Linked DNA regions of Homo sapiens: region 2 is linked to region 1. A link is a loop called in an ENCODE intact Hi-C map of the cell type or tissue named here. Cell type or tissue: Caco-2. All regions are shown on one strand. Links, peaks and the distances in the headings refer to the core of each region. The heading gives the core; the rest is flanking DNA. Region 1 overlaps SDK1 (sidekick cell adhesion molecule 1). Region 2 overlaps LOC124901579 (a long non-coding RNA gene).

The links. Peaks named below come from ENCODE experiments on the same cell type or tissue, not always from the same donor. Only the 100,000 strongest peaks of a DNase experiment are listed, where the experiment ranks them.
Region 2: a loop joins it to region 1, with 16 times the contacts of the local background. A loop is called at or near these places in 8 of 110 quality-filtered maps.

What each region holds. Positions count from the first base shown.
Region 1 is chr7:3,916,865-3,932,989 of GRCh38, reverse strand. The region is part of intron 5 of SDK1 (sidekick cell adhesion molecule 1); the gene reads right to left. Among named protein-coding and RNA genes, the nearest start is that of SDK1-AS1, 570 kb to the right of the region's middle. In Caco-2, for the core only: no CTCF peak of the experiment used is centred there; a DNase peak (open chromatin) is centred at 10,579.
Region 2 is chr7:4,473,214-4,489,338 of GRCh38, reverse strand. LOC124901579 (a long non-coding RNA gene) reads right to left here. Exons shown (of 2, transcript XR_007060198.1): 2 at 12,897-13,179. Among named protein-coding and RNA genes, the nearest start is that of FOXK1, 200 kb to the left of the region's middle. In Caco-2, for the core only: a CTCF peak has its summit at 9,737 (motif pointing right); a DNase peak (open chromatin) is centred at 9,798.

The DNA of each region.
Region 1 (16,125 bases), core at 8,081-12,080:
GGGCTCAGCCTCTTTGGGGATTCACTGTCCTGAGTGGAGAGCCCTGATTCTGAGAAGCGTAAATAATCAGGCTCAGCACAATCGGCCACACCCTATCTGAACACACAGGTGAGACAGAGGTGGGTGTTGGCTTCTTTTGGGGGTCTCTCTGTCCCTCTCTTTTGTGTACACATTGTTCTCTCCTGTCTATCTCTGGGAATGGGTGGGTCATTGTTTTGGACCAGGAGCAGAGAAAACAAGGCCACAGAACGAGCCAGGCACAGGGATGCTTTGATAGTGAAGAACGATAATTCACAACTGGAGAGGAATTTCCTCTTCTGTTTTCCCATCTCTTTTCATTTTGTTAGAAACCGCTATATCAGACTTACCCTTGGGTGTCACAACAGAGGTACAAACAAATCAGGAAGTCTTCAGAGAAGAAAATATTTCTTTTCCCGTCTGCCCCAGCTTCCTTTAAATGAATAAAGTCAGTCCCACGGTGCAAGAATAGAGTACTCTGCTAGAACAAGGCATTTTCTGATATGACCCAAGGTTATCTATTTAAACCAACTGGTTCTCTACTCAATCTGCTACGAAGCAAGGTTTTTTTCCTAAATGTCAACACAATCTCATCTATATTTTGGTTGAAAATCAACACTGACAATAAATCTAAAGTTGACGACAGAGAGAGGGAGGGAGCACCAGGCGGAGGCTGTATGTGTGGAGTGAAGTGCACAAAAGCACAGCTAAGATCCCTCCTAAGATACTCACTTACGGGCATATTATCACAAGCATTAGTGAGGGGGGAGCTACTGCTGCTAGAAACATAAGTAGTCTGTTCACATAGACTGGAAGGCAGGTGAATAAAAAATGAAGTCCTAATTCCATTTATGTGATTGTTCAAATATATTAAGAACCAAGCTGGTCAGTGTGGGCCTATTAAAAACGTGGCAGGTCAATGATTACTCAGCAAATCTGGACTGTGCAAACTATCAATCCAAACCAATGAACAGTAAGAGTGGTTCAGGCACCCAGCAACTCATGCCGTTTTAAAGCAGGGTGATGCCCAGCATGAATAACAGCTGTATAGCAAATTTATAGAAAATCCAAAAGTAATTATGGCAAGTCAATTACAATAGGCACTTCTACCAAACCTCTCCCAAAGCTTCTAATAGGAGAGCGTCATTTGTTTCTTTAAAAATTTCACTTGGTCTCTGTTCAACCTATGGAAAAACTCATACATAAGAAGTAAAACGCCCCATAAGTCGGCACGGAGAGGGAAAGAGAAAAAAACTAGGCACTTTGGTAACCAGCATAGCTCAAATCCACAGCATAGACCAATCAACCTAGGGATGCTGAGCAAATATCACTGAGGAAGATGGCGGGGAGTTTAAGGAGCTTAGGGTGTACCCCACATGCCTGAATAGAAAGCAAGGATTTCCCGCAAAATTATTCTTCCAGAACAAAGGAGGGACTTGGTTAGCTACGCAGTTGTTTACTTACTCTTTATTGTTTTGGGACGTTGAATACTTATAGTTCCTTGATGTTGGTTAGGATAGAAGCCCCATAAGGTTTTGAACCTCAGAGTCTGTCATTCTCAAAGATGACACAAATAAGAAATTGATCATCTAAAACCATGGCAGAGGAAGTGTTCATCAATATAGTTGTATGAACATTTGCACTTAGGGTAGGAATATGTGAGGAAAGAAAATGCCCCAGACTGATAGAATATTTCTTCCATTCTGGGTACTACCACTTTTAAGTGTTTGGTTGTGAATTTCTCATTTGAGAAGCTCTGGTTTTACTTAAGACATGAAAAAATTAAAATGGGTTGATCTGCTCGTCCATGGGGTGCCCCTCTGGTTAGGAACCGAAGCCCCAAGGATCCTGTCTTTGGCTGAATCCTTATAACGTCTCTCGGATTAGAAGTGCTCTCCAATGTCTTCATTTTTATGCACACTTATTTAGAAAAGAAATGATTATACATGTCCATCTGCTATTATTTACATAAATAAAAATAATTCAGCAAGATGTGCAAAAATCACTGTTCTTTTACAACTAGACTTTTCTAAGAAATGGCTATAGATAAGATGTTCTAACTGATGCTGAAAATACAAATCTTAAATGCATTTATAAATATCTTTTCTTGTTCCAAACCTAGTACAACTCTTATTTTACTCAGAGAGACTTTTCTTTTTTCTTTTCTTTTCTTTTCGGTGAGACAGAGTGTCACTCTGTCACCCAGGCTGGAGTGAAGTGGTGCGATCTCAGCTCACTGCAACCTCCGCCTCCCAGTTTTAAGTGATTCTCTTGCCTCAGCCTCCCAAGTAGCTGGGATTACAGGTGTGTGCCACCATGCGTGGCTAATTTTTTTGTATTTTGTCCTTTCTGATTAATTAATTTCAACCCACTTACGAATTAGCTTAATTTGATGCCAGGATTTTCAGTCTCTGAGCACTGGAAACCACATCTGGCTTTACTGCTGTTCTTGAGACCTGTATCTTTCATTACTGGAAGCCACGTCTGGCTTTACTGGTATTCTTGAGACCTGCCTCTTCCATGTCAGTGCTTCTCAAACTTGTGTGTGTACGTGATTCAGCTGGGGATCCTGTTCAAGTGCAGATTCTGCCTCGGCAGGGCTGGGGTGGAATCAAGACCCTGCATTTCCACTCCACACCCAGGTGAAGCCAGGGCTCTGGCCATGCTCTGGGAGTCTAGTTCTGAGTTATTCGAAGAAAAGGGCATGTTTTCCAGCACGTGGTGAGTTACTCAGCTCCTTGTTCCTGAAAGTGGAGCAACAACCAGCACCACAGACCTCTCCTAGGAGCTGGTTATAAAGGCGAAGTCTCAGTGGGTGTCACTCCAGACCCATCGAATCAGGACCTAAATGTTAACGAGCTGCCTGGGTTACACATACATCACCTCAGCGCCTTCTCATTCAGTGTGAGAAGTTCTGTGCTGGGTGGGCTGAGTCTCCAAGTAGAACTGCATTCACCTGTTTACCAATTAGGTAAAGAAAATAAATAAATAAAAAATAAAAACACCATGCTTTCAGGAACGTGACACGCCGGCTCCCCTCACCTCCCATCATGGGTAAAAGCTTCCTGAGGCCTCAAGAGAAGCTGAGCAATGCTGGCACCATGAACAGCCTGCATGACTGTGAGCCAGCTTCCTTATAAATTACCAGCCTCAGGTATTCCTTTCTATCAACGCAAAACCAGCTAATACACCTCTCCACCTATCTACAAATGACCTCATCAGCCATCTAGCACCACAAACCCCACCATCCTTCAAGGGCTGGATCAAATCTCACCTCCTCCAAAACACTCCCTATCACTCTGACCTTTCCTCCAAATCCCTACAACCCTCCAGGAGTATATTACAAAAGATAACACTTCAATCAACATTTTGTTCAAAGGAGTTTAGAACAGTCCCACCGCTTTAAGGATGCCAAGAAAATCCTGAAATTAACCTTCAAACACAGTCTTGGGGAAAAGAAAAGAAACACAGGAGCCCTATTTATAGGTTCCTTATAAGTTAAGGAATAAATACGGAATGCTTTTCTGATTGTTGGATCTCCAGAAAAGAAAGAACAAGCTAGAAGGTGTGAGAAAGACATAAGCAACCCCGCCAAATGGGCAGGTGTGAGTGCCTGGTGCATGAAGATCAATCGTGTTCAAGCTGGCAGATTACAGCTGGCCAAGCGATCAAAGTCCACAACACACCGAGGAATCTGTAGATCAAGAGCAACGCTTCATCAAGTCAAAATAATCAGTGACGGAATTTGGCGGCAAGCTTGCTGTTAAGGATGGTAAGAGGATGAATATAAGCCAACTTCAGATAACCGTTTAACCAAGGGCAAGGACAAATGCATTGGTTTCCCACCCATAGTAAAATCCTGAGGCAGCCTAGACTCCTTCGAGGGGCATTCCTCTCCATCTAGAGTTGACATGGGGAAGGCTAACTGTGTCTGATGTGTCCTCTGGTGACACTGAGAAAGAATAAGGAACAGGGCAGAGAGTTGGGTCTAGTGAGACAGGTTTTATGTTCTTAAAATAAGCCCAGGGCTGTGCTGCAGTTCAGCCGAGTGACAGAATGCACGCGTGGGGTTTCCCCACCTGGGCATGACTCTCAGCTCTGCCACTTTGCTGTCTGAATTTGAGCCAGTTCCTGACCACCTCTGGGACTTAGTTTCCTCATCTGTAAAGCGGGGTAACACCCTCTACCTTGAAGATTCCTGTAAGTGTGAAGATTAGTGAGAATGCATGTGAGGTACTGAACCTGGTCCTAGGGGCAGATTAGGGGATGTTGGTTATTGCCTTTGCTATCATTGTTGCTATTGTTATTCTTACCATTATTGGCATTCCACCCACCCCCCCCAAAAAAAAACTTTTATTGAGTTCAAGTCCCACAAGTCCTGCTGGAAATGTGGCGTCTGCCTACCAAAAAAGCCTTCTGTTTCTACTGCAGAGTAGAATTAAAGCTAGATAAAATCAGTCCTACAATTTCATATTTTTTTGACCTGAACTTTTCTTCACCATCCTTTATTAACAAAGTTTCATCATTACCATCAAATAATATTTGTACGTGTAGATAAAATGTGTGTACATTAATAAAATTAACTTATGAAAGGTTTCTAAGTTGTAGAATTGAGGGATTTTAAACTAAATAATACTATTGGCTCACTGTGGGGAATTTTATACTGCAAAATAAATAAATAAATAAAGGTTTAACTATCTAGAGAATTCAGACCGAAAAAACTCCACTTGTACTTTAATCAACGAGCTTGGCAGGCCTGATGGTTCTGGATACAGTAGATAATGAGTATAATTTATATTAACGGAGAATTCTATTAATTTTCCTATACCTTTTTTGAAGTTATATCATTAATTGCTATTAATGCTTCCTAATCAAGACAGAGGCAGTCACTGAAACAATTAACCTATTTCTGAAGGTGCAAATGGAAAGATAAGTCGTCAATTTCCTAGTGTTTTTCCTCTGCTGCAACACTAGCTCAGTTTCTCTCACTAAACATTCCTCTACTGAGCACCCACAGCAGCTGCTGCCAGCAATCAAGAGAAAACAAAGAATCTGCTCATTTGTAAGGGTCATTCCTGTAGTTCTGCGGTGAGGAACAACCATTTGTTAACTTAGGAAAGAACCTCAGTTGCAACCACGATTTCCATTATCTAAAGACAGTAAGTGAGCCAGGTTCCTGCGGAGAAGTATATACCTCAGAAATCTATTTATGAAATTTGACGACATTATTTTTACTTCTGAGCAGAATACTCCAAAGTGGCCAAAGTATGTTCAGGCAAACAGGTTGGACATGACAGTGTCAGAGGAGACAGATGGACTCTTGGCTGCAGCAGCTGTTGGCTGAATTTGGTCTTCAGCCATGGTGGACCATCACCCTCTGAAATGACAGTGTCACGGGAGAAGCGCAGGCTTTGAGGCCTCTGACTGTGAAGTCTAAGTCCTGCCTTGGCTGCCCATGAGCTCTCTGACCCTGGCAGGCTTCTGTTTCCTTCCAAGTTCCCCTTTACTACAGGAGAAAAGGGGTTATGCTTATTTTCCAGAGTTGTTGTGAGAACAAAATATGTACGATGCATATAACACAGCAGCCAGCACACGGTAGGTGCTCAATAAATGAAATGCTCCAAAATACCTAATGAAAAATAGGAGGGAAACTAAAGGGCCCAACATTTCCTGAATTTAAAAAAAAAATTCTATTTCAATTAGCAATATGGTTGCTTTGGAACGTTACTTTTTTAAGAAAAGAATTCTGGAATACCAGCACGTTCCTAACTTTTTTCCATTTAGTGTGATGACGTCAGACCTGGTTCAGTAAGATCTCGCAGGCTATTTCTGGGCCGCCCAAATCCAAACTATGAAATCTACACTGGAGAACAGAGTGTCAGCCCTACCTGCCCATCACAGGAAATAACGGAACCCCACTGGTGGACAGTTCAGGAATTCCTCTGTGGCTGAGAGCGCGGTGGAGGCATTGACGGGCCCCCAAGTTAAGCCCTAAAGGTGCTCAGGCTACTGGAGCAGACTTTTATTAAGTTCATGTCCCATAAGTCCTGCTGGAAATGTGGCATCTGCCTACCCTTGCCCCTAAATGCAAAAGGCCTGTGGTTCCTGTTTTACAGGTAAGAAGCCTGATGTGGCCTGGGTCACACAGTTGCTAAGTGGTTGAGCCTGAACACAAAGCCAGGTCTGCAGATGCCACAGCCTGTGTTCTGAACCACCGTGCCTTACGGAGTCGTAGAAAGTGGTGGCTGGTATGTGACAGCCTGGGCTTTAAGGGATGAGTCTAAAATCAAAACAGGACCTCACGGTGGCTCACACCTGCAATCCCAGCACTGTAGAAGGCCAAGGTGGGCAGACAGCTTGAGCCCAGGAGTTCGAGACCAGCCTGGGGAGCCTGAGGCAGAAGGATCACCTGCGCCCAAAGAAGTCAGGGCTGCAGTGGGCCGAGATCACACCACTGCACTCCAGACTGGGTGAAAGAGCGAGATCCTGTCTTTAAAATAAAATAAAAACAATTTCATGACGTTTCACTCTAACCAATCCCAGAGAAAACTGGAGAAAAGACAATAGAAACAAATGTAACAGCTGATAGACAAAACATAACAGACTCAAGGTATGTTGGGTGCCTACTGTATGCCAGACACTATGCTAAGTGTCTATAAAGTGCAGATTGTCATTTTCATTGCTCATGACAGCCCCAGTGATTTCATTCCTTCTGGCTGAGGGTTTAAATGAGTGGCCAAAGGGTCCCTGATGCCTGTCTGTACCATCTAGAGGCTCAGCACCAAAGCCATGCCCTTCCCACGGGAATGCATGCTTCTGTAGACTCCATCAGTGCTTGTTGCACAAAAAGGGATTTATCCAGGTGCTGGAAGACTAGGAAAGCCAGCTTGTGACTCTGCATAGGTGACACTGATTTCCCTGAAGTCACTCAACATCCTCCTCACAGGCCACACTCTCACGTGCTGCCCTTACACCCTCCTGAGACCCTCTTTACTTTAGGACCTGAAAAGGGATAACACGTTTGTTCAACATATTGCAAAAACCTACTTGTGGCAATACAGAGTATTGTTAACAGCACAATTCCAAAAGATAATTTCCGTTTCATCAATGGGAAAAGGGGGAGTGCCAATGGCTGACCCTATGTTTTTCAGCATGGTGGGAGGGCTGCGTGGGTGTCTTCTCAGCCGGCTGGAGCACGCACCTGCCAAGTCCTTCTGCAGCAGATCATTAACTCATCTTTCCCTCTGAGATGAGGCTCTGAATTTTACAAACTTCTCTTTAGCATTTCTTCAGCTGAAAAGAGAAGGAAGGATCCGTGTGCCTCATGCTGCCTGCCCACTGCAGGGTGCCCCAAGGCTGCCCTCTGAGCACCCTGTCTGGATGGCTGACAACAGCGAGAACACGCCGTCTCTGGAGAAGCATCCTGCATGCGTTCATCTGTCTCCACTCTGTATCTGGATTAAAACTGCTTAGTTTGGCGACGAGAGATTCATAGAGGCAGTCTCTCCTGATGAGGGTAGAAACGCCGTCGCTTTTGCCCTAACAGCTTGAGCAGGGAACCCAAGCATGCGTCACTGACTGCGATTCCTAAATGCAAACTTGAATGTGCTTTTTCTAAGCAAACTCAGAGGGCAGGGCTTCTACGCAGCTTCTCCTCCTCGCTTCTTTTTACTTTTTAAATAAAGGGCAAAGAGTTCTCAGCTTATCAAAGGTTCTTCCTGGAAGATGTGCTCTGTGTTTCTTCCTGTTCAGTCTCCTTAGAGTTCCCAATGGCAGGGGGTGCCATCTGGGGCTTCAGTCCTAAACTAGGCTGTGGGACAGCTCTGGGGCCCTGGTTCCTGGAGTGGGGTGTCTGGGGTTGTTTTATTACACGCTGAGGACAAGCAGACAGACTGAGCTACAACAGGACATTGAGAAAAGGGGAAAATGAGCTGACAAATCAGTTGTCAAGAATCACATTAAGAGTCTGGACCTTGCAGGTCCCAGAGCCCTGGAGAGGCTTAAGCTGATGTCCTCAGGCCTCCAGCTGGGGGAAAATGACAGTGGCCATTATTAGGAAGGCAGACCCCAGGCTTGAAGCACCAGACAAGTGAGTCGTCCACCATGAAGGCAGCAGACCCCTCACCTCTGTCACACACACACAGGAACAAGGAAAACAAACACTTCAAGTGGGAAGAGCTATGACAGCTAGGAGGAGGGCGACGGGTAAAGAAATTCATTAGTATCTTTCATGCCACTTGGTAAACCTGAAAATTAGCATGCCAGAACTCTCTGAGGGATGGGTTGTGGGAAAGCTACGGACGGACTGCAGGTGCCGGGAGGCCGAGGAAAAAGGGCTGTTTCTCCGGGAAGCTGGCGAAATGTCCCAAACACTACTGTCACTGGTAACAGATGATAACGTACGAGACCCAAACAGAATTCCTGGCAGCATCGGTCATTCTCCCTGTTTGTCGTCTGACAGTGAATGTGCATGTGACCAGGACAGCTCTGGGTGCAGCAGGGGTGGGGGAGATCACACCCCGTCACCACGACGTGCTCAGCTGTGGTTGGGAATGGCCACCCCATCCATTCACTCATCCAGTGCCATCCTTCTGCCCAAGTCAAACACAATTTGATGTCTTCCAAGAAGTCATCAGGGCAGCTGCGCTAGAAAATGAGAGCCTACAGTTCACTGTAACTGAATGAACTGAGCCATCCTAACTCATCCTCTCCTTCCACGCAACTGCTCCTCAGGCTGATCCACTGGATCTCAGAAATACTCAGGAGTCCACCTTTTCCCCATCCCCAATGCCAGACCCTCCTCATCCCCACCTGGATGGTTACAACAGCGTCCCCTTTACTCTGTAAATCTCCCTTAGGTCATCCAAAAAAAAAAAAAGAGGAATTTCTGCCTCCAGGTGATTTGAGCCTCCCATTCTGCACCTCTTCCTAAATCTCTATAGAAATATCCAAAGAAAAAATAGTAGGGAAATAGTCTGCATTTCTGCTGAGAATCAAAATCACGACCACCCACACTGGAGCTCCTGCAGGACAGCATGAGCAAGCCCTGTCTAAGGGAGAGGCTGCCCAACCTGAAATTCCCCACCCGCAAAAGACAAGTCCACCTGGACACGAAGTGAAAGGAACCCCTGAGGAACCCTGCAAACTCCACAGAGGTCAGAATTCCGGGTAGGAGCAGCTTGAGGGCTGAGGTACAGGCTGGGCAAATCTGCAAATGCCTCGTGAAAGTGCACAGATGTTGCCATGAGGGGACTAAACGTGAACTTGGACCTGGCTCACCCTTGCTGTGGCTGGAAGCCCAGTGGTGAGCAAATAGGCACTTCCCAAACTTTGATGGCACCAACCTGGAGGACTTGTGAAGACACACATTCCCAGGCCCCATACCAGAGTTTCTGAGCTGGTGCCTCTGGACCGGGCATTTCTGGCAGGTACTCAGGGGATGCCCACACTGCCAGTCCCGGGCTCCATTGAGAGAACCTCTTGAGCACACTAAGTGCTGGTGAGAGAAGAGTAGAGCCCGGGCAACTTCTCGATTATTAAAACAAACAGGGAAAGGAATTCCTTTAGCCCCGTAACAAACCTCCCTTCATTCAATTGCAGTGAACTGTAGGCTCTCAATACAGCCTGCACATTCATTAATGTGGCAAAATAAAAGTGAAGTAGCCCTGATAATAAAGCTCATAATAAAAAAAAAAGTCCATAATAATGGGATCAATTTAAAGAACATAAAGAAATATCACCCTTATGAAACAGAACATTTAAGAAATTTCTGAATTACACTGCTTGAGATCAACCAGAGAATCTGAATCAAATAACTCATTGAGAGGAGTCAATAACACACTGTAAATATGAAAATGGAATCATCTGAGATCAGAAAAGACTACTTTCAGATGAGAATACAATTGCCAAAATTAACAATGCAACAGAAGCTCGAAAGAACAGACTGGATAGTGCATACAATCAAATCAGTGAACCTGGCTGGAATCAAGAGTTTTCTCCAGAATTCAAAGAAAATAGATTAAGTTAGCTATGATGAGGAAAAGATAAGCAAAATGGAAGATTGACCCAAAAGATCAAATATAAGCACAGTAGGAATTCCAGAAGGTGAATACACTGTAAGTGAAAGAAACACATTAATCAAATTAACAACGTGGAAAAACTTCCCCGACTTGGAAAAAGATTTGCATCTTCAAATAAAATGGACTTACTGAGAACCAGCAAAGGGAGCGCCCCACCACAGTTGCAGCCCAGTAAAACGTGCACGCTTTGTAAGCAAATCAAACTGACAAGAGTGCAGACAGATAAAACAACATATCAATCTAAAGAAAAGAAATGAAAATCCCAAAACTAGATTTCTTCTCTGGGACATTAAACACAATAACAGAATGAAGTAACATCTACGGAATGTTAATGAGATTACATTGTTTCAGAAATATTCTAAAGATGTCAGTCACTGGCCATACTCATTTCTCAAGGAGTCAGAGAGTTTTGTTCCATGTGACACCCAGTGGTATTCGGAGGAACATCTCACGACCAGCCCTGACTCAGCACTTACTGGTTTTCTTGCTGTAAGTAAATCCGGCACAGCCGATTTCAAGCTCCCAATATGACGTCAGTGAACTTGGAGCTGGGAGGAGGTGCCCAGGGTCAGCTCTCACTAGCTGGGGTAAGTGGGCTCCAGCACATCCCGACTGAATCCTGCTCCCAGCCCCCAGATCCATGGCTGCCCGAGCTTAGCTGGCCAGAACTCAGGACTGGTGGGAATCTGCCAATCAGACTCACCTTCTCCGGCGTCTTAACTAAAAGGCAGAGACTACCGTCAGCCACTGAAGCTGAGGGGCCATGACATAAAATTGAGTCTTATGGCAAAAGAAGTAAGCAAACCAGGCTGGTAAAGAAGAGAAGGGTGGCAGAGAGGCACAGAGGAGCATGGGTGAGAGGCCCTGCGGCTCCTGAGTAACAGGGGCTGGAATCCAGGGAGCTTCATTGCTTATTTACTTATTTTGGAGACAGGGCCTAACTCTGTTGCCCAGGCTGGAGTGCACTGGTGTGATCTCGGTTCACCACAGCCTTGACCTCCTGGGCTCAGGTGATCCTCCCACCTCAGCCTCCCAAGAAGCTGGGACCACAGGCACGCACCACCATGTCCACCTGATTTTTTTTATTTTTATAGAGATGGGGTCTGGTAATATTGCCCAGGCTGCTCTTGAGCTCCTGGGCTCAAGTGATCCTCCTGCCTCGGCCTCCCAAAGTGCTGGGATTACAGGCATGAGCCACCGTGCCTGGCCCGGGGAGTTTTAATTTCTAGTCTCTCAACAGGCCTGCAGGAATCAGCTTCTTGGCGCCTTTAGATTCCCTCATTTCCTTTTGTTCATAAAAATCCCCTCCCTCTACTTTTAAGCTGGAGCTAGCAAGTCTATAGAGAAGAGAGGTCTAGTTCTTATAGCTAAAGAGCTTAACTAGAACATCGTGTAACACAACAATTCCACTTCTGGGAATTTATTGTAAAGAAATAATGTTGATGTTTGCATATATGTAGCTACAAGAATATTTGCCATTCCGTCTAATGTGGTGAAAGCCAGGAACCAATCTAAATGTCCAATGATGGAGACAGGTTAATAAATTATGATACATTTGCTAAAAAAAGAAACTAGGCAGTTATTGAAAATGATAACATAGTTAATACTACAGAAATAATAAAATATGAAGTAAAAATGTTTACAAAACAGTGTGTGCTGTATGATCTCATTTTGCTAAAAAATGTATTTTTTATTTGTATGAGACATGAATGAAAATGTTCATAGCCACATGTCTGGGTTGTAGAATTATGAGTTACATATATGTCCTTTCTGTTTCTCTGTATTTTCTAATTTTTCTACATTTAACACTTATTGCTCATCTAATAAAAAAGAAAAATGAGCTCTGTGTTCCCATAGTACCTAGTTTATATCTCAACTCTAGGAATTGCAAACTTGATCTATAGTTTATCTGTTTCTATGTTGGCTTTCATTTGAGGGCAGGGGTGGTATTTAATCACTTGTGCCCCTCAGTGCCCGCTCCTGGCACAGAGAAGGGGCTCCAGTTGTTACCAAACGCCTTCTTCAGCACTCAATTGCGAGATCCATCTTCCCGTAAATAACCTCCGAGCAGTCACTTTATGTCCCATGCAATGCCATCTATTGTTATTTATCCTCCTCTTCACTCTCACTGCTCCCCCTCTGCATAGTCTCCCTTTACCCTGGGTCATCTTATCTGAGGCCATTAGAAATTAATCCTAAAACAGTCACTCCCGAATCTCCACCTGCAGCCCCAGCTTGCAGTTTAAGTGCCGCCTTGCCTCCGGATAGTTCCATCTTGGCAGCTAGAATGCAACGAATCCAAGCAGAACTTCTGTTTTGTCTTTTTTCCTGCCCTCCCACCTTAATCTGTTCCTTACATACTCCTGAGCTCTGAAAAGATCACCCTCACTCCTCTAGTCACTCCAGCTAGAAACACAGTCTTAGAAGCTACTCCCTGGCTCTTTCTCCCCGTAGATGACCATGTCATAAATCCCGCTGACCTTGACCTTGACCTTCCCCCCAGACTCCCAAGTATGTTCCCCTCTTACCACTCCTGTCTCAGTCCAAGGCCTAATGACATCTCACCTGCAAGACTGCAAATCTTTCCTTCAGATTGGTCTACATGCTGCAGCCTGTGCCATCTTCCTAAAACACCCCTAGGCTAAGATCTTTCAACGAATCACCCCGACCCACAGCATGAAGCCCAGAAGACTCAGGATGCACAGCGTGATCTTCCCCTGCTGATCCTCAGTGCTGCTCTCCATCATTTTCCCGGACACGACCCGGTGGGGGTGAACTCACCGCCATTCCTGAGCTGTCTCAGTGCCCCTGCACGTGGCTTCGTCTGTCTGTGCTGCCCTCTCCCCCAGTCCTCTGAACCACATCCTTTCATCCTGAAAGTTCTAATTGCCATCCACTCCCTAAAGCCTTCCCAGAGCTGGTGGTGCCCCCTCTGCTGTGACCCCAGAGCCCAGGTGCTTACTCTAGTGGCCAGTGCCACTGGTCACATCTGATTGGTGTTTTGCTGGTCTCTTCCTCAGAGGGATGTGACCTCCCTGAGGTCCAAGTCTGTGTCTGAGACGTGAGGTATGAGTGCAGCCCGGTGTCTCACGCAGCCTCTGACATGTAGCAGGTCCTAATGAATTAATTACACCTTACAGTTCCCAACAAAACCATACGTTCTTTCAAGCTAACAGCTGTTAACTACTCCACAGGGCCCAGTAGAGCAACATGGAGTCAGTTAATAAAGCAGAATCTTTAAGCGCTCTAAGAGCCGGTGCTCCATTGAAATAGATTCTATGGAGCACAAAACACGTGGTAAGATTTTGGTCAATGCCTCGACATTATGGATATTGTCTATCTTTCAGTTCACCAGGGAGGGTGCTCTTTCAGTTCACCAGGGAGGGTACGAGTGCAACTCCAGTTCCTCTGACCTCCTCTCCTTCCCCTCCAATTGTCATCTGTCGTCACTTGACGGGTGTAGGGCAGGACACACAACTTTTCTGATGCCTGACCTGCAGCAGTAGATGGTTCCCATGGCAGCAGCAGAGGCAAACACCTGACTTAAAGAGCAAGAGCAAGACTGGGACACCCACACGGGCTGCAAGGCCGGCCATGCACCCCAGATCTTGCCTTGGCAGAGGAACTAATTGTGCACTGCACACTGACATACCCTCATTATGGCCTGGGGGAGAAGCCGGGCTCATGGAATATTCAAGGAACTCTAAGTTGTTCAGTTTGTAACATCAGGCAGGGGGAAGGTGAAAGGAGGCAGAGGGAGATGAAGCAGCTGAGATAGATTATGTGAGATGGAATATAGTTAATAATAGTAATTATATTAGTGATAGCATACATTATTCATATTTAGTTAACAGTCATTATATTAGCAATGATAGTAATAGTTATGAGTTAATGGGCTAATGATGATTATGGTGAATGTTATAATAATAATAGATAGAAGAATAATTCTCCGGTAACACATCAATCTGAAAAGCAGTGAAATGTGGAACTGCAAGTGGCACGAATATGTCCATGAGAAGAATAGAGTGTGAGAAGCCATGTATGTGGGAAACCGTCAGAGGATAAATGGGGCCAACTAAGACAGGAAGTCTCTCGGTAGAACCGCCGGTCCAGCGTCATTTCCTGCAGAGACCTGAGTGGCATGCAGGTGTCTCCTGAGTGCTTCAGGGCAGTGGTCCCAGCCTTTTTGGCACAGGGACTGGTTTCACAGAAGACAGTTTTTCTACCAATGTCGGGGGGATGGTTTCAGGATGATTCAAGTGCATTCCATTTATTGTGCCCTTTATTTCTATGATTATTACATTGTAATACAGAATGAAATAATTATACAACTCACCATCACGTAGAATCAGTGGGAGCCTTGAGCTTGTTTTCCTGCAATTACGGTCCTATCCGGGGGTGATGGGAGACAGGGACAGATCATCAGGCATTAGATTCTCATAAGGCGTGTGTAACCTAGATGCCTCGCGGGCACAGCTCACAATAGGGTTCGTGCTATTACGAGAATCTAATGCAGCCGCTGATCTGACAGGGGGCGGAGCTCTGGTGGTAATGCCAGCGATGGGAGCAGCTGTAAATACACATGAGGCTTTGCTTGCTCACTCGCTGCTCCCCTGCTGCTGTGCAGCCTGGTTCCTAATAGGCCATGGACCGATACCAGTCTGTGGCTGGGGGGGTTGGGAACCCCTGCTCCAGGGTACCGCGGTGTTGAGAGGGAAGACACGTGGCCCATGCTACCCCCAGATTCCTGATCTTCTGTTGAGTTTGAGGTGAGAGGGTAGCCCCTGGGATGGCTGAACTGAGATCCAGTCTAAGAAAGGTTCCTCTGTTTTGTCTACCTAGAAGGGGACTCCAACAAAACTGTGAATTACACATAAGGCCCTTGAAATGGACTTTCTTGGGCCCTGAAACAGAAAACTAGAAGTACAACAGAGGTGGTTTCTGCTTTACCGAGGGTTTGATCAAAATCCCTGAGCCCCAAATCTTCCCATCTTTGTATGGAGACCAGAAACCTTGAGTGCAGGAGGAGGTGTGTGTGCAGAATTGTGTGTGCATGCACTTGCCACGCTATCTACATACATGTGCATGTGTGTAGATAATGTGCATGTATGTAGCAGGAGAGAAGCCTGTCAGAAATGAAATTCATGTCTAGGAAGTCTCAGTTTTTCCTCCTTGTGGGCTCTGGAAATAGAATGTGTGACTTATGCTTTTAATTTGACAGCTGGTCCCATAGACGTTCCTCTAACCCTGGGTAAGGAGTGTGGTTCATCAGGCTTTACTCAAACAGAAGCCATGACTTCCTGACTGCCCACACCCCCACTTCCTTCTTAGCAGGCCTCTGCTCTCAGAGTCCGTTTTACCTGCTGGCCCCTGAAGGACAACCTGATGCCCCTGAGCACAGGGAGGGGCTCACCTGTGAGTTCCACAGTGCCCCAAAGTGCAGCCCGTGTCTTGGGGAATCTGTCACACCTTTCTGTACCCTGGATGCAATGAGGCTTCCCGTCTACCCTGGAGAGAAACCCTCAAAGAGGACACCTGATATCCCAGCCACCCCTGCATCACACTCATAACTACCAACAGAACACAGAGGTTCAATAAATATTAGCTAAGTGCATAATGAATGCTGACTTGGAAATAGAGACACCTGCCTATAAGACAAGGGATAGAAATCAGAGACGTATGCTTTCAAGTGATTGATTTTTATTTAGTGACAAAAATAAGCCTGAAAAGAATTTTGAAGGTGTATGCTCCATGAAACAGACTGAATTTTTGTATGTTTTATACTATTTCAGGATTCATTTGATAGAAAACAATTATGTTGTCATCAGTTTGTTAAGGGATGATGGGAGTGTTTTTAGATGGAAAAGATTTGCCCCCAGTCTGTGAGCTTTTGGGCCTAGAATAGTCATCAAAATGGTGAAATGTCAGGCACTTGCCATGATAAGCAACTTTATACTATGAGTCTGCATCTGTGCCTGTATCAGGAATTGCTATATAAGCTAAAGTCCTCTATTATCTATCTATCCAT
Region 2 (16,125 bases), core at 8,098-12,097, 560 kb before region 1:
TGGGTGTGCAAATATTTTTTGAGACCCTGCTTTCAATTTTTTATTATTGTTATACTTTAAGTTCTGGGATACATGTGCAGAACATGCAGGTTTGTTGCATAGGTGTACATGTGCCACGGTGGTTTGCTGCACCCATCAACCCGGCATCTACATTAGGTATTTCTCCTAATGCTATCCCTCCCCTAACCCCCGGCCCCCTGACAGGCCCTGGCATGTGATGTTCCCCTCCCTGTGTCCATGTGTTCTCATTGTTCAACTCCCATTGATGAGTGAGAACATGCAGTGTTTGGTTTTCTGTTCCTGTGATAGTTTGCTGAGAATGATGGTTTCCAGCTTCATCCATGTCCCTGCAAAGGACATGAACTCATCCTTTTTTTATGGCTGCATAGTATTCCATGGTGTATATGTGCCACATTTTCTTTATCCAGTCTATCATTGGTGGGCATTTGGTTTGATTCCAAATCTTTGCTATTGTAAACAGTGCTGCAATAAACATACATGTACATTCAATTCTTTTGAGTATATACCCAGACATGGAATTGCTGGGTCATAGGGTAACTCTATGTTTAATTTTCTTTTCTTTTTCTTTTTCTTTTTTTGAGATGGAGTGTTACTCTGTTGCCCAGGCTGGAGTGCAGTGGCGCGATCTAAGCTCACTGCAACCTCTGCCTTCCAGGCAGAATCAGAACCTCTGACTCTCCTGCTTTAGTAGCCTCCTGAGTTGCTGAGATTACAGGCATGCACCACCATGCCTGGCTGATTTTTGTATTTTTAGTGGAGATGGGGTTTCGCCGTGTTGGCCAAGCTGGTTTCGAACTCCTGACCTCAGGTGATCTGCCCTCCTTGGCCTTCCAAAGTGCTGGGATTACAGGTGTGAACCACCGCGCCTGGCTACTCTATGTTTACTTTCCTAAGGAACTGCCATTCAGCTTTCCACAGTGGTCGCACCTTTTACATACCCACCAACAGGGCACAAGGGTTCCAATGCTTCCACATCCTCACCAACACTTGTAATTTTCTGTTATTTTCTTTTAGAGTAACCATCCTAATGGTTATGTTCACTCCACTTTTGATAAAAGAACATTTACCTCTGAGTCACCAGATTGTGAAGATTGGCTCCAGTTAATGAGTTTTATGCGAATGGACTCCATGGAGGTTGGGCCAGGTTTGATGCTTGTGGCATCGACAAGTCAGTGAAGGTCATCTCTGGATCCTCAACCACCAGGCCGTATTTTCTTCGCAAATCTTGCCAGCTGTGTCTTGTTTTGCCAGCTGGTGTTCTCACTCCCGCTGCTGCCATTCCGCTCACGGCAGAAACACCCTTGTCTCTTGCCTTCTGCAACTGCAAAGCAAAATCGTCTATCACAGAGAGAGGGTATAACAGAGCAGACAGGCTGGACGCAGTGGCTCATGTCTGTAATCCCAGCACTTTGGGAGGCAGAGATGGGAGAATCACTTGAGGCCAGGAGTTTGAGACCAGCCTGGCCAACATAGTGAGATCCCATCTCTAAACAAAATTAAAGAATTAGGCCGGGAGCGGTGGCTCACGCCTGTAATCCTAGCATTTTGGGAGGCCGAGGTGGGTGGATCACCTGAGGTTAGGAGTTTGAGACCAGCCTGGCTAACATGGTGAAACCCTGTCTCTACTAAAAATGCAAAAATTAGCTGGGCATGGTGGTGCACACCTGTAATCCCAGCTACTCGGGAGGCTGAGGCAGGAGAATCACTTGAACCTGGGAGGCAGAGTTTGCAGTGAGCTGAGATCGCACCACTGCACTCCAGCCTGGGCGACACAGCGAGACTGCGTCTCAAAAAAAAAAAAAACGAAAGAATTAGCCAGATGTGGTGGTGCGTGCCTGTGGTCCCAGCTACTCAGGAGGCTGAGGTGGGAGGAACACTTGAGCCTGAGATATTGAGGCTGCGGTGAGCTATGATTGCATCACTGCATTCCAGTCTGGGCAGTAGAGCAAGACCTTGTCTCTTAAAGAGAAAGAGGGAGAAAGAGAGACAGAAAGAGAGAGAGAGAGACAGCAATATCAGACAAAAGCAAAGAAAAATGAACTCTTTCTGAGCCCTTCCACTAAAACCTGGGTCCTCCCATTACCTTTCCCCACCTTCTTTCTTTCTCTGTGTGAAATTGCCTGGGTCTTTATCTCCCTTTATCAGGTTAGAGAGTGTCAGGCGTTCTTGACAAGCTCACGGGGCTGTTCTGGGGATCAAATGAGATTATAGATGGGCAAGCACTCAAGTTTGAAGTGCTACATCAATGTACAGGATTATTATTAATCTCTCATTGATCTCTTACTACAGAAAAAAAAAAAAAAAGCCTCCTCCCCTGGGGTTTCCATGGCAAAGAGACGGCTGTGACTCGTCTCCTCAGCCCTACCTCCTTTTCTCTGCTGAATCCAGCTCCAATGCAGGTAATGCCATCATCGCCCTTGTGATTTATGACGGAGGAGACCTCGCTGTCAATCAGAGGTTGTAAGCCCGTTTGGAATCAGGTGCATATATTTGTTTTGCTTGGCTCATTGAATGTTTTAAAATTATTTTTATTTTGTTGCCAGCATAGAGAAATCAGGAGAGTTACCAAAAAATAAATAAAATAAAAAATCCAGGTTTCTGACATCTTGGGAAAAATGTGAAAATCTGAAGAGCTGTCACTGCGGGGCCTGTGTTGCGTCTGCTGACCGAGGGGCCTTTCCCCACTGGCTGTGCTTGCTCAAGGGGTTTGCACTGTGGGCCTGATGGGAATGAGAAGCCGGTGTGAGCAGGGCGGGAATCAAACCCACCAAGGATCTCTTGAGGGTGTTTCTGAGCAACACTGAACAGCTTTAGGGAGTGTCTGATTTGGGTGTGAGCATGCACACTTATGTGAGTGTGACATTGTGTGTTCTTCCTGGGACCTGTAAAACCATCACCCCGTCACACTTCTGGTGAATTAAATGCTTCCAAAGTGCTGAGAGTGGTGGGGGGCAGAGAGTGCACGGCCAGGCAACAATGTAAGGACTCAGGGATGTCGGGTGCGGTGGCTCACGCCTGTAATCCCAACGCTTTGGGAGGCTAAGGCAGGAGGATTGCTTGAGGCCAGGAGTCTGAGGCTGTAGTGAACCATGATCACACCACTGCACTCCAGCATGGGCAACAACAGAGTGAGGTCCTGTCAAAAAAAAAAAAAAAAAAAAAAAAAAAGCCCAGCATGGGGGCACATGCCTGTAGTCCTGGCTACTGGAGGGGCTGAGGCAAGAGGAGTTCCTGAAGGATTCCTGGAACCCAGGAGTGCTGCAGTGGGCTATGATCACACCACTGTAGTCCAGCCTGGGTGACAGAGAGAGACTCTGTCTCTGAACAAACACTCAAACAAAGACTTAGAGAGGCCAAGTGAGGTGGCTCACTCCTGTAATCCCAGCACTGTGGGAGGCCGAGGCGGGCGGATAGCCTGAGGTCAGGAGTTCAAGACCTGCCTGGCCACCATGGTGAAACCCCATGTGTACTAAAAATACAAAAAAGTTAGCTGGGCATGGTGGCGCATGCCTGTAATCCCGGCTATTCGGGAGGCTTAGGCAGATGAATCGCTAGAATCCGGGAGGCAGAGGAGGTTGCTGTGAGCTGAGATTGTGCCACTGCACTCCAGCCTGGGTAAAAAGAGTGAAAATTCTGTCTAAAAAAAAAAAAAAAAAAGACTCAGATTTGAAAAGGTGCAAGTCTAGACATCAGTCTATAAAAATGTTGTGTTTTTAAGAGAAAAAAGCCCAGATAAACCTGAAGTGTAATCAGATGAGAGGATCCAGGAGGATGAGGCTTCTAGAAACCAGCACGTGAGATGAAAACATCCTGAATTTCACAGGGCTGGCTTCACTGTGTTGAAGATACACAATTCCAGACACAATCAAACGCAGCTTTTTTTCCTCCTACTTCCACTTTCGCCCATCCCCCAAATTGAGACTGGATTGGCCGTGGTTTTTTGGTTCACTCTTATGCAAGGGACAGTCCCAGGTCAGTTTCAGAAGCAAAAGCAGTCTCAAGCCAGTTGAGCAACACTGAACAGATTGTCTAATTTGAGACGTTAATTAAAGCTCCATGCTGGATTCAGCATTAAATCCCCCTTCTAGTTTGGGGCTGCTTTGGGCTGGAAGCCTGCGGAGGGCAAGGGGAGACCTGGCTGGTGTCTTCCCTCCATGGTCCTGCTTCCTCCCTGCCCTCTGCAGCTTAGAGAGAGGAGGGACAGGGCAGCTCGCCATTGTGGATGTTGTCAGCCAACTCCTGACTCTCTGAACCTGGAGATCAGATGTGCAGACATCCCTCTCTCTTCTCTCTCTGCCCTTTTTCTCTCTCCCCACCTCCTCTCTCTCTCACTCCTCTCACCTCTTTTTCTCTCCCCTCCTCTTTCTCTCTCTTCTCTCCCTTCCCTCACCTTCCCCCTCTCTCCTGTCTATCCCCAATCTTTCTCCCTCTCCCTCTTTCTCTCTCCCTTCTCACTCCCCTTTCTCTCTCCTTCCTCTCTCTTCCTCCTCTCTCTCTCCCTCCTCTCCCCCTCTCCCTCCTTTCTCTTCCTCCTCTCCCTCCTCACTCTTCCTCCTCTCTCCTCGTTTTCTCCCTCTCCCTCTTTCTCTCTCTCCCTCCTCTCTCCCCTTCTCTCTCCATCCTCTTTCTCCCTCCCCTCTCTCACCTCTCTTTTCCTCCTCTCTCCCTCTTCTCTCTCTCCTCTCTCTTCCTCCTCTCCCTTTCTCTCCCTCCTCTCCCCCTTTCCCTCTCCACTCTCTTCTTCCTCTTTTCCCCTCCTCTTTCCCCCTTCTCTCTTCCTCCCCCTTTCCCTCTCCCCCTCCCCCTTTCTCTCTCCCCCTCCTCTCTCCCTTTCCTCTCTCTCTCTTATCATTCCCTGCTCTTTTTCTTATTTCTCCCTGCTCTCTTTCTCTCTCTTGTCTCTCTCCCCTCCTGTCTCCCCCCTTTCTCTCTCTCCTCTCCTACCTCCCCCTTTTCTCTCTCCCCCTTCCCATTCTCTCTCCCTGCCTTCTCTCCCTCTTCTCTCTCTCCCTCTACTTCTGTCTCTGAAACCAACCTAGTAGTCCCATAGACAAGTTTTTTTGTTTTTTGGATAAACATAGAAGTTGACCCATCTGATCAAGTTCTTAAAGCTTGAAACTTGGCTTTGTTTTATCTGAGTTCCTGTTTTCTTACACATAGTTACATTTCTTCCCTGCTAAAGAAAGGCCTTTAGTGGGTCAAGAAGATGGATTTGAGACTGAGCTCCCATCTCAGCTGCTGCACCCGATTAAAGCCTTCTCCCTCAGCAACACTCATTGTCTCAGTGATTGGCTTTCTGTGCAGTGAGCAGCAGGGCCTAGACCAAACCCCTGGTGTTTTGGTAACATCTCTCCCCCTCTCTCTTGTCTTTCCCTCTTCTCTCTCTTTCCCTCCCTCTCCTCTTTCTCTCTTTCTCCCTTTCTCTCCACCTTCTGCAACTCTATACAGACTCCCTACTGGGGGCTCTTCCCCGGCAGTTCCCTTAGCAGAGGCAGATGCATATCTCTTCTGGGCAGTTGTTCCAGATTGCTACTGCTACCCAACAAATCAACCCTAAGCTTAGCAGCTCACAACGACCATTTTTGTTTTGCTTATGATTTCATGGGTAAGGAATTTGGGAAGGGTTTGGTGGGGCGGTTCTTGTGCAGGGCCTCTCATGGGGTCACCAGCCCAGAGTGCTGGGGCTACAGCATCTCCAGGCTGCATGGGGCTGGATGTCCAAGGTGGTGCACATGGAGGGCTCAGGTGGGCTGTGGATTAGATGCCCACAGGTGGCCTTTCCAGACAGCTGGGCTCTGAGAGGTGTCCCAGGGACTGGCACTCATGCCCAGAGATCCAGGTAGCCATGTCCTCAGACTCCTCAGGCACATAAGTCAACCAGCTGGGGGTTAGGACACATCACACGTCTTAGGAATTGCTGGGCTTCCTTCCCCTAGGACTTTTCCTCTTGCTTTCCTACAATTTGCTACTTTCCAGCTATATAAGGAGATTTTTAAGCAATGGAGAGAGAAGTCTGTCCTCTTATTTATTTATTTATTTATTATTAGTATATATATATTTCTTTTAGAAACAGAGACAGGGAGGCCAGGTGCAGTGGCTCACACCTGTAATCTCAGCACTTTGGGAGGCCGAGGCGGGTGGATCACCTGAAGGCAGGAGTTTGAGACCAGCCTGGCCAACATGGTGAAACCCCGTGTCTACTAAAAATACAAAAAAAAAAAAAAAAAATAGCTGGGTGCGGTGGCCGGCGCCTATAATTCCAGCTTGGGAGGCTGAGGCAGGAGAATTGCTTGAACCTGGGAGGCAGAGGCTGCAGTGAGCCAAGATCACACCATTGCACTCCAGCCTGGGGCACAGAGTGAGACTCCATCTTAAAAAAAAAAAAAAAAGGAAATAGAGACAGGAATCTCACTGTGTTGCCCAAGCTGGTCTTGAACCTTGGACTCAAGCAATCCTCTTGCCTCAAACTCCCAAAATGCTGGGATTCCAGGCGTGAGGCACCGTGCCTGGCCCATCTGCTTCAATTTAATCTTGGACAGCCGCTCTGCAAAGAGAATTCTAGAAAGAAACTGTGCCCCTGTGAGGCAGGAAAGTGGCTCTTCTGTCCAGTCCAGTGTCCCAGCATAAGCTCTTTCTAACTAAAATCCGAATCTAAAACCAGAAACCAGATTACTTAGCAAAATGCCATTAAATACAATTTGGGGTACATGTCAATATCTTTTAAGCCCCTTACCAAGCTGTCCTGAATCCTCCCTCCAGCACTGTTCAGTCTCAAGATTACAGCAATTGTCCCCTTCCCTCCCCAAACCCAGCAAAGCTTGGCTCATGGTGGGTGTCTTTGCCTGCCTGGCTTTTTGTGTCTAAAATTGAACCGTGATACTTCAGTGTCATTGCAGAATTCCACCTGAGTTTCCCCACATTTTAGTCATTGCTTAAGAACTAAGGCCTTTCTTTTCTTTTTTTAAAAAACCTTTTATTTTCAGTGCAGGGGTACTTGTATAGGTTTGCTGTATAGGTGTATTCATCCATTTTCATGCTGCTGATAAAGACACACCCAAGACTGGGGGCCGGGCACGGTGGCTCATGCCTGTAATCCCAGCACTTTGGGAGGCCCAGGCGAGTGGATCACAAGGTCAAGAGATCGAGACCAGCCTGGCTAACATGGTGAAACCCCATCTCTACTAAAAATACAAAAACTAGCTGGGCATGGTGGTGGGCACCTGTAGTCCCAGCTGCTTGGGAGGCTGAGGCAGGAGAATCGCTTGAACCCGGGAGGCGGAGGTTGCAGTGAGCCGAGATCACGCCACTGCATTCCAGCCTGGCGACTAAGTGAGACTCCGTCTGGAAAAAAAAAAAAAAAAAAAAAAAAAGATGTACCCGAGACTGGGCAATTATTTATTTATTTTACTTTAAGTTCTGGGATACATGTGCAGAACATGCAGGTTTGTTACGTAAGTATACATGTGTCATGGTGGTGTGCTGCACCTATCAGCCTATCATCTAGGTTTTAAGCCCCACATGCATTAGGGATTTGTCCTAACGCTCTCCCTCCTCTTGTCCCCCACCCCCCAACAGGTCCCAGTGTGTGATGTTCCCCTCCCTGTGTCCATGTGTTCTCATTGTTCAACTCCCACTTATGAGTGAGAACAAGCCGTGTTTGGTTTTCTGTTCCTGCATTAGTTTGCTGAGAATGATGGTTTCCAGCTTCATCCATGTCCCTGCAAAGGATATGAGCTCATTCTTTTTTATGGCTGCATAGTATTCCATGGTGTATATGTGCCACATTTTCTTTAGTCTATCATCGATGGACATTTGGGCTGGTTCCAAGTCTTTGCTATTGTAAATAGTGCTGCAATAAACATACATGTGCATGTAAGAATGAGTATTTTATAAAGAAAAAGAGGTTTAATGGGCTCACAGTTCCACGTAGCTAGGGAGGCCTCACAATCATGGTGGGAGGTGAAAGGCACGTCTTACATGGTGGCAGACAAGAGAGAAAGAGAGTCAAGCAAAAGGGGAGACCCCTTATAAAATCATCATATGTTGTGAGACTTACTCACTACCATGAGAACAGAATGGGAGAAACCGCCCTCATGATTCAGTTATCTCCCACTGGGTCCCTCCCACAACACGTGGGAATTATGGGAGCTACAATTCAAGATGAGATTTGGATGGGGACACAGCCAAACCATATCCACAAGTGAACTCGTGTATATACCCAAAGGAATATAAATCATACCATAAAGACACACAGAACTCCTTCACAGTGTGCAACTTTCAGAGGCTATGGGATGGGGCCACTTCCCAGAAAGGAGAGGGCAAAGGAACTCCTGGTGGAGAGGGGATCAGAGAGTGGGTCTGATGAAGTCTAGATGATGTCACGCATATGTTCACTGCAGCACTATTCACAATAGCCAGGACATGGAATCAACCTAAATGCCCATTAATAATAGACCGGATAAGGAAAATGTGGTACATATACACAACATAGAATACTATGTAGCCATAAAAAAAGAATGAGATCATGTCCTTTGCAGGGACATGGGTGGAGTTGGAGGCCGTTATCCTTAGCAAACTAACGTGGGAACAGAAAATCAAATACTACATGTTCTTACTTACAAGCGGGACCTGAATGATGAGGATACATGGACACAAAGATGGAAACAACACACACTGGGGCTGGCTATTGTTTTCTTTTCCTTTTCTTTTTCTTTTTTTTTGAGACAGAGTCTCATTCTGTCTTCCAGGCTGGAGTGCAGTGGCATGATCTTGGCTCACTGCAACCTCCACCTCCCGGATTCAAGTGATTCTCCTACGTCAGCCTCCCGAATAGCTGGGATTACAAGTGCCCACCACCACGCCTGGCTAATTTTTTTTTATTTTTAGTAGAGACAGGGTTTTACCATGTTGACCAGGCTGGTCTCAAACTCCTGACCTCAGGCAATCCGCCCAACTTGGCCTCCCAAAGTGCCGGGATTACAGGAGTGAGCAGCCACGCCCGGCCTGTTTCTTTTCTAATAAGAGCAACTAGGCTTGCCTTTCCGATCTCCTCACGGGGGGGCATCAGGTAGTGGATTTAAGGAAGCATCTATTGCAGCACTAAAAACCCATGCGTCTGTAACCCAGAGCCAATCCAGAGTTAAAAATGGAGAGCAAGGATTTTCAACTATTTCAACAATTTCAAAGTGGTTGGTGTTTGGCTATATCTCAGTCCATCGCATCATGTCACACTGAGATTCTATAAACTGGAATCTACCTTCAGGACTAGCAGGGTCCACTACTGGGGCGGGGGTCTGCAAACCTTTTCTGTAAAGGGCCAGAGTGCAAATATTTCAGGTTTTGCTGGCTCTGTGGTCCCCGTTGCAACTATTCAACAGTGCTGCTGTAGCAAGAAAGCTGACACAGACAATACATAAACCAGTGTGGCTGTGTGCCAATAAAACTTTATTGACAAAATGAGCAGTGGGCCGGATTCAGCCCATGGGGTGTTGTTTGCTGACCCCCGGTCTAGTGAAACCAGGAAGTCCAGCGAAAACCTGCGGGTGAAAGTAAAATGCCACCGAGTCAAGGGAGTAAAGTTCTAGTCCTAGCACCACCCTGACTAGCTCTGTGGCCTGAGGAGTATCCCCCATGTCTCTGGTCCTTCTATTCCTCAATAAGCACAGGAGGTAATTGTAGGGTTTGAGGGGTTTGGAGGCTGAGCAAAGAAAAAGACATGACCACAAGATGGCAGTAGAATGCATACGTTTTCTTTGGTCAAAGCCTTGACAGATTTGCTGGAGGGGGCGGTCCCTCATGGCATGCAAACTTCAGAGGCTATGGGATGGAGCTACTTACCGGAGGGAGGAGAGCAAGAGAACCTCTGCTGGAGAGGGGATCAGAGAGGGATCTGACGATGTCTAGGCAATGTTGCTTAGTCCCAAGTAGCCGGGACTACAGGTGTGTGTCAGCGTGCCAGCTAATTTTTGTATTTTTTGTAAAGAGAAGGTTTTGACGTGTTACTCAGGCTTGTCTTGAACTCCTGGGCTCAAGTGTTCCTCCTGTCTTGGCCTCCCAAAGTGCTGGGATTACAGGTGTGAGCCACTGTGCTTGGTCAGGCTAATTCTTTCTTTTTTCTTTTATATATACATATATATATATATATATATATATATATATATATATATACATGTATATATGTGTATATACATTATATATATATTTTAACTTAATTTTTGTGGGTACATAGTAGGTGTATATATTTATGGGGTACATGAGATATTTTGATACAGGCATGCAATATGAAATAAACACACCATGGGGATGGGGTATCTATCCCCTCAAGCATTTATCCTTTGAGTTACAAACAATCCAGTTACACTCTGTAAGTTATTTTAAAATGTAATTAAAGCCAGGCTCATTCTTTTATTTATTTATTTATTTATTTAAGATGGAGTCTTGGTCTGTTGCCCAGGCTGGAGTGCAGTGGTGCAATCTCTGCTCAGTGCAACCTCTGCCTCCCAGGCCCAGCCTCACGACTCGCTGGGATTACATGCACATGCCACCATGCCCAGCTAACTTTTGTATTTTTAGTAAAGAAAGAGTTTTGCAATGCTGGCCAGGCTCGTCTCGAACTCCTGACCTCAGGTGATCTGCCCACCTCAGCCTCCCAAAGTGCTGGGATCACAGGCGTGAGCCACCACGCCTGGCTGCTATGTTCCTTCTTAAGCCACTCTCAACTCCAACTTCCTTCCTGATTCTAGGATGGGCAGGTGGCTCAGGGCTTGGCTAATCACAGCCTGTGTCCCCCTGCACGCATAAGCCCATCAGGCTGATGAGGGACAATGAGCATTTGGTGGAACTGTTAGTAGAAGGGTGGCCCTTTCCCACTGGACTGGAACTGGGAAGACAGAAGTAGCTGATGGAGGTAACCTGCCTCCGTGTAGGGCCTGAGGATGAGAGCAGTGTGGAGGAAGGCAGCCTCCACACAAGGACAGACTCAGTCCTGTGAGCACTGTTTAAACCCCTGCTCCAAGCCTTGTCTGCTGCCAGGCGTGTCTGAACTTTTCTGTAACACGAGAAAGTCAAGTCACTTCTTTCTGTAAGCCACAGGGAATCAAGTTGTCTGTAACTCTCAGCTGGTATGACACTAATTGATACATATATTCTTTCTTTTTTCTTTTTTTTTTTTTTTTGAGACAGAGTCTCTCTCTGTCACCCAGAATGGAGTGCGGTAGCTCGATCTTGGCTCACTGCAACCTTCACCTCCTGGATTCAAGCAATTCGCATGCCTCAGCCTCCTGAGTAGCTGGGATTACAGATGTATGCCACCACACCTAGCCACGGATAGTTTCATGCTTTATTTCTTGTCCTTTGAGGAGTGGTTATTTTATTATTGTTCCTCCAGTAGTTTAGGAACAGATTAAAGAAGTTATACATCTGTTTCTATTTTTCTAGTAACTACCCTTTAACAGATTAAAAAGTTATACATCTATTTCTATTTTTCTTTTTTCTTTTTCTTTCTTTTTTTTTTTTTTTTTTTGAGATGGAGTCTCACTCTGTTGCCCAGGCTGGAGTGCAGTGGCATGATCTCGGCTCACTGCAAGCTCCGCCTCCTGGGCTCAAGAGATTCTCCTGCCTCAGCCTCCCAAGTAGCTGGGATTACAGGTGCCCGCCACCACGCCCAGCTAATTTTTTTGTATTTTTAGTTGAGATGAGGTTTCACCACGTTGGCCAGGCTAGTCCTGAACTCCTGACCTCAGGTGATCCACCCGCCTCAGCCTCCCAAAGTGCTGGGATTACAGGTGTGAGCCACTGCGCCTGGCCTAAAATGCTAAGTTCAAAATAATTTTCATCTCCAAAACTTTTGAGGTTACTGCTCTGTTGTCTTCCGGCATCCATTGTCCCCAGTGAGGAGCAGAACCCAATTTAATTTTTGTTTCTTTGTAGGGAAATTTCTTTTCTTTTCTCTTCTTGTCTTTTCTTTTTTCTTTTCGACAGAATCTCACTCTGTTGCCCAGGCTGGAGTGCAGTGGTGTGATCTTGGCTCACTGCAACCTCTGCCTCCTGGGTTCAAGGGGTTCTCCTGTCTCAGCCTCCCAAGTAGCTGGGACTACAAGTGCCCAACACCACGCCCGGCTAATTTTTGTATTTTTAGTAGAGATGGGGTTTCACCATATTGGCCAGGTTGGTCTCAAACTCCTGACCTCAAGTGATCTGCCCACCTCAGCCTCCCTAAGTGCTGAGATTACAGGCGTGAGCCACCATGCCCACCCGGGAAGTTGCTTTCTTTTTCTCTCTCTTTCCTTTCTCTCTCTTCTCCCTCCTTCTCTCTCTCTCTCCTCTCCTTCTCCTTTCTTCTCCCTCTCTCCTCCCTCTCTTCTGCCTCTCCTCCCTCTCCCCTCTCTCTCCTATTCCCTCTCTTTCCCCTGCTCCCCTCTCTCTCCCTCGGAATTTTTTTTTTTTTTTTTTTTTTTTTGAGACAGAGTTTCACTCTTGTTTCCCAGGCTGGAATGCAATGGTGCCATCTCGGCTCACTGCAACCTTCGCCTGCCAGGTTCAAGTGATTCTCCTGCTTCAGCCTCCTGAGTAGCTGGGATTACAGGTGCCCGCCACCACGCCTGGCTAATTTTTTGTATTTTTAGTAGAGACGGGGTTTCACCATGTTGGCCAGGCTTGTCTTGAACTCCTGACCTCAAGTGATCTACCTGCCTCAGTCTCCTAAAGTGCTGGGATTACAGGCGTGAGCCACTGCACCCAGACTGCTTTGAAATCTTTTGGAACTTACTCTTCACCCCTGTTGTTGTGAAATTTCCCAGTGCTGCCTGTAAGCGCTTATCTGTTTCACTCACTGTGATCAGCTTCCAGTGAACTCATTCAACACACATACATGTGTCTTCATTTATCTCTGGGTAGTTTTATTTCACTATTAATTTTCTCTCTCTCCTCTGTTCTGTCAATCCTTCACACAGGAAATTCACATGAGATGCCTTTTGAGCAGCTTGATTATTGGGGCCATAATTCATTTTCAGGTGCATTGATCTATTCTTCACCTGGTCTGTTGAGCTCCATGTTGGAACCATTATTTTAAATTTCTGAGGGTCCTCATGGTTTACTTTTCTTTATTCATCACCCTCCACACAAACATACATGCTGTCCCCTCACCAGGCATTTCTTTACCTGTGGAGACAAAACATACGAAAACCAGAAACCTTCTCAGTGTTACTTGGACATCATGCATTCATAGTTGCTCTTCACTTTGGTCATGCATAGCAAGGTCAGAAGAAAGGAACAGAACTGGAAGTTGTACTGTTTTTGTTTGTTTGTTTGTTGTTTTGTGACAGAGTCTCGCTCTGTCACCCAGGCTGCAGTGTAGTGGTGCGATCATGGCTCACTGCAGCCTCCACCTTCTGGGTTCAAGTCATTCTCCTGCCTCAGCCTCCCGAGTAGGTGAGACTACAGGTGTGCGCCACCATGCCCACCTAATTTTGTATTTTTAGTAGAGACGGAGTTTCTCCATGTTGGCCAGGCTGGTCCCGAACTCCTGACCTCAGGTGATCCACCTACCTTGGCCTCCTAAAGTGCTGGGATTACAGGCGTGAGCTACCGTGCCCGGCCATGATACTGTTTGTTTATTTATTTATTTATTTATTTATTTATTATTTTTTTTTTTTAAAAACTCCTGTCAAGGGTAAAGTTACCAATCTTGCGCTCACTTTGGAGCAACACAAGACTTCGTCTTCTCCTCAAAGTGGGACAAATGAACTAAATAGACTTTTTCTGAAATGCTCTACGACCTCTACTCTGCCGTTCCCCTTGTCGCACAGCTCTGTCAGTGAGGCTAAATTTAGATTGTCCCGTTACGAAACCAGGACATTCCATTTTTGTTCAAACAGGAATGACACAGAAGTCAGTTCAGCTGCTTTTAATTCATAAAACAGATGCAAATGTATCTGAGGAAATAAAAGCCGTTAATTGCAGTGTTATTTATAATGGCACAAATTGGAAACAACCAAAGTGGCCAAAAGCAGGAGAAAAGAAAATGAATCATGGGGTACTCAATCAAAGAATATTATGTAGACATCAAAAATGACAGCTACGAAGGCTCAGGGGCAAGACGGTAAGTGCTAATAGGAGGCTACGTGAAAAACAGGACTTAAAATTATACACGTGCTACTACGACAATGACGCATATGTCAAACGCACTGAAAAACAGGAAAAAATGAAAAAAAGTGGTAATGAATCAGGATACTTTTCATGGGGAAGTTTTTTTTGTTCGCTTTGTAAAGCCAAAGCTTTGCCATGTGAGATAACTTTTAAAAGATTAAATTATTAAGAGAAAGAGAAATAGAGAAAGAGAAAAAAAGAGAAAGAAAAAAGAGAGAGAAAGAGAAACAAAGAGAGGCCAGGTGCCGTGGCTCACGCCTGTAATCCCAGCACTTTGGGAAGTCGAGGCGGGAGGATGGCTTGAGCCCAGGAGTTCAAGACCAGCCTGGGCAACATAGTGACACCTTATCTCTACAAACAAACAAACAAACAAAATACAAAAATTAGCCAGGCATGGTGGTGTGTGCCTATGGTCCCACCTGCTCAGAAAGCTGAGGCAGGAGAATTGGTTAAGCCTGGGAGGCAGAGGTTGCAGTGAGCCAAGATTGCACCACTGCATTCCAGCCTGGGCGACAGAGCAAGACCCTGTCAAAAAAAAAAAAAAAAAAAAGAAAAGAAAAAGAAAAAGAGAGAGAGAAAGAAATACAGAAAGAGAGAGGGAAAGAGAAGAGAGAGAGAGAGAGAAATATATACATAATATATACAGAGAGAGAAAGAAAGAGAGCCAGAATTAAAATGACGGTGTTTGAGTAAACATTGCAATAGAATTGGTTTTTGTTTTTGTTTTGTTTTGTTTGTTTGTTTTTGAGATGGAGTCTCGCTCTGTTGCCCAGGCTGGAGTGCAGTGGGCTCACCTCAACCTCCGCCTGCCGGGTTCAAGCAATTCTTCTGCCTCAGCCTCCCAAGTAGCTGGGACTACAGGTGTGCGCCACTATGCCCAGCTAATTTTTTGTATTTTTAGTAGAGATGGGGTTTCACTATGCTGGCCAGGCTGGTCTTGAACTCCTGACCTTGTGATTCACCTGCCTCGGCCTCCCAAAGTGGTGGGATTACAGGCGTGAGCCACCACGTCCTAAGAGTGGTTGTGTGTGTGGAATACTTGTTGTGCCCTGGCCTCTTTAGTGACACAGTGGCTCACGCTGATCCAACCAGAGCTGCATGCAGTGGGACAAGCTCGCTGCTATTTGCCACCACTGATGGGTCAGGGCTTAGCATGAACTCTAACAATTTCTAGCCTCTTTGAGTTAAAATAAACTTCCTATTACTCAGGGTATGATTCAGGAGCTAGAATCTTCCTCTTTGTTCTGTATAGGTGGCCTGGCGCATGCCACCACACCCAGATAATTTTCGTATTTTTAGTAGAGATGGGGTTTCATCATATTGGTCAAGCTGGTCTCAAACTCCTGACCTCAGGTGATCCACCCGCCTCGGCCTCCCAAACATGAGCCACCACGCCCGGCCCCTCCTTTCTCTCTCCTCCCTCTCCCTCTCTCTCTTTTCCCTCTCTCTCTCCTCTCCCTCTCCTTTCTCCTCCCTGTCTCTCCTCTCTCTTTCTTCTCTGTCTTCTCTCTCTCCTCCCTCTTTGTCCTCTCCCCTCCTCTCTCTCTCCCTCTCTGTCTTCTCTCTGTCTCTCTTCTCTCTCCTCTCCTCTCTCTCTCCCTTTCCCCTGCCTCTGTCTCTCTCCCTCTCTGTTTTGGAATCTTTTGGGACTTCCTCTTCATCCCTGTTGTTGTGGAATTTCTCAGCACTGCCTGTAAGTGCTTATCTTTGCATTCACTGTGATCAGCTTCCAGTGAACTCATTCAACACAAATTCTCCTACTGACTAGTATTGCTACTAAGCTTTGAGCTCCAGTTGAAATGGAATGCCTGACCCACGGAGGCCCGATCCCAATTTCTTTGCTTGATACACCTAGTTTAGGTGATCGGTCAAGGAGCTCTAGGACTGAACTCCAGGCCTGACAAGTCAGAAGGGTCCACAAAGCCTTCCCTGTCCGATGGATGTGGGGGCATTGAAGAC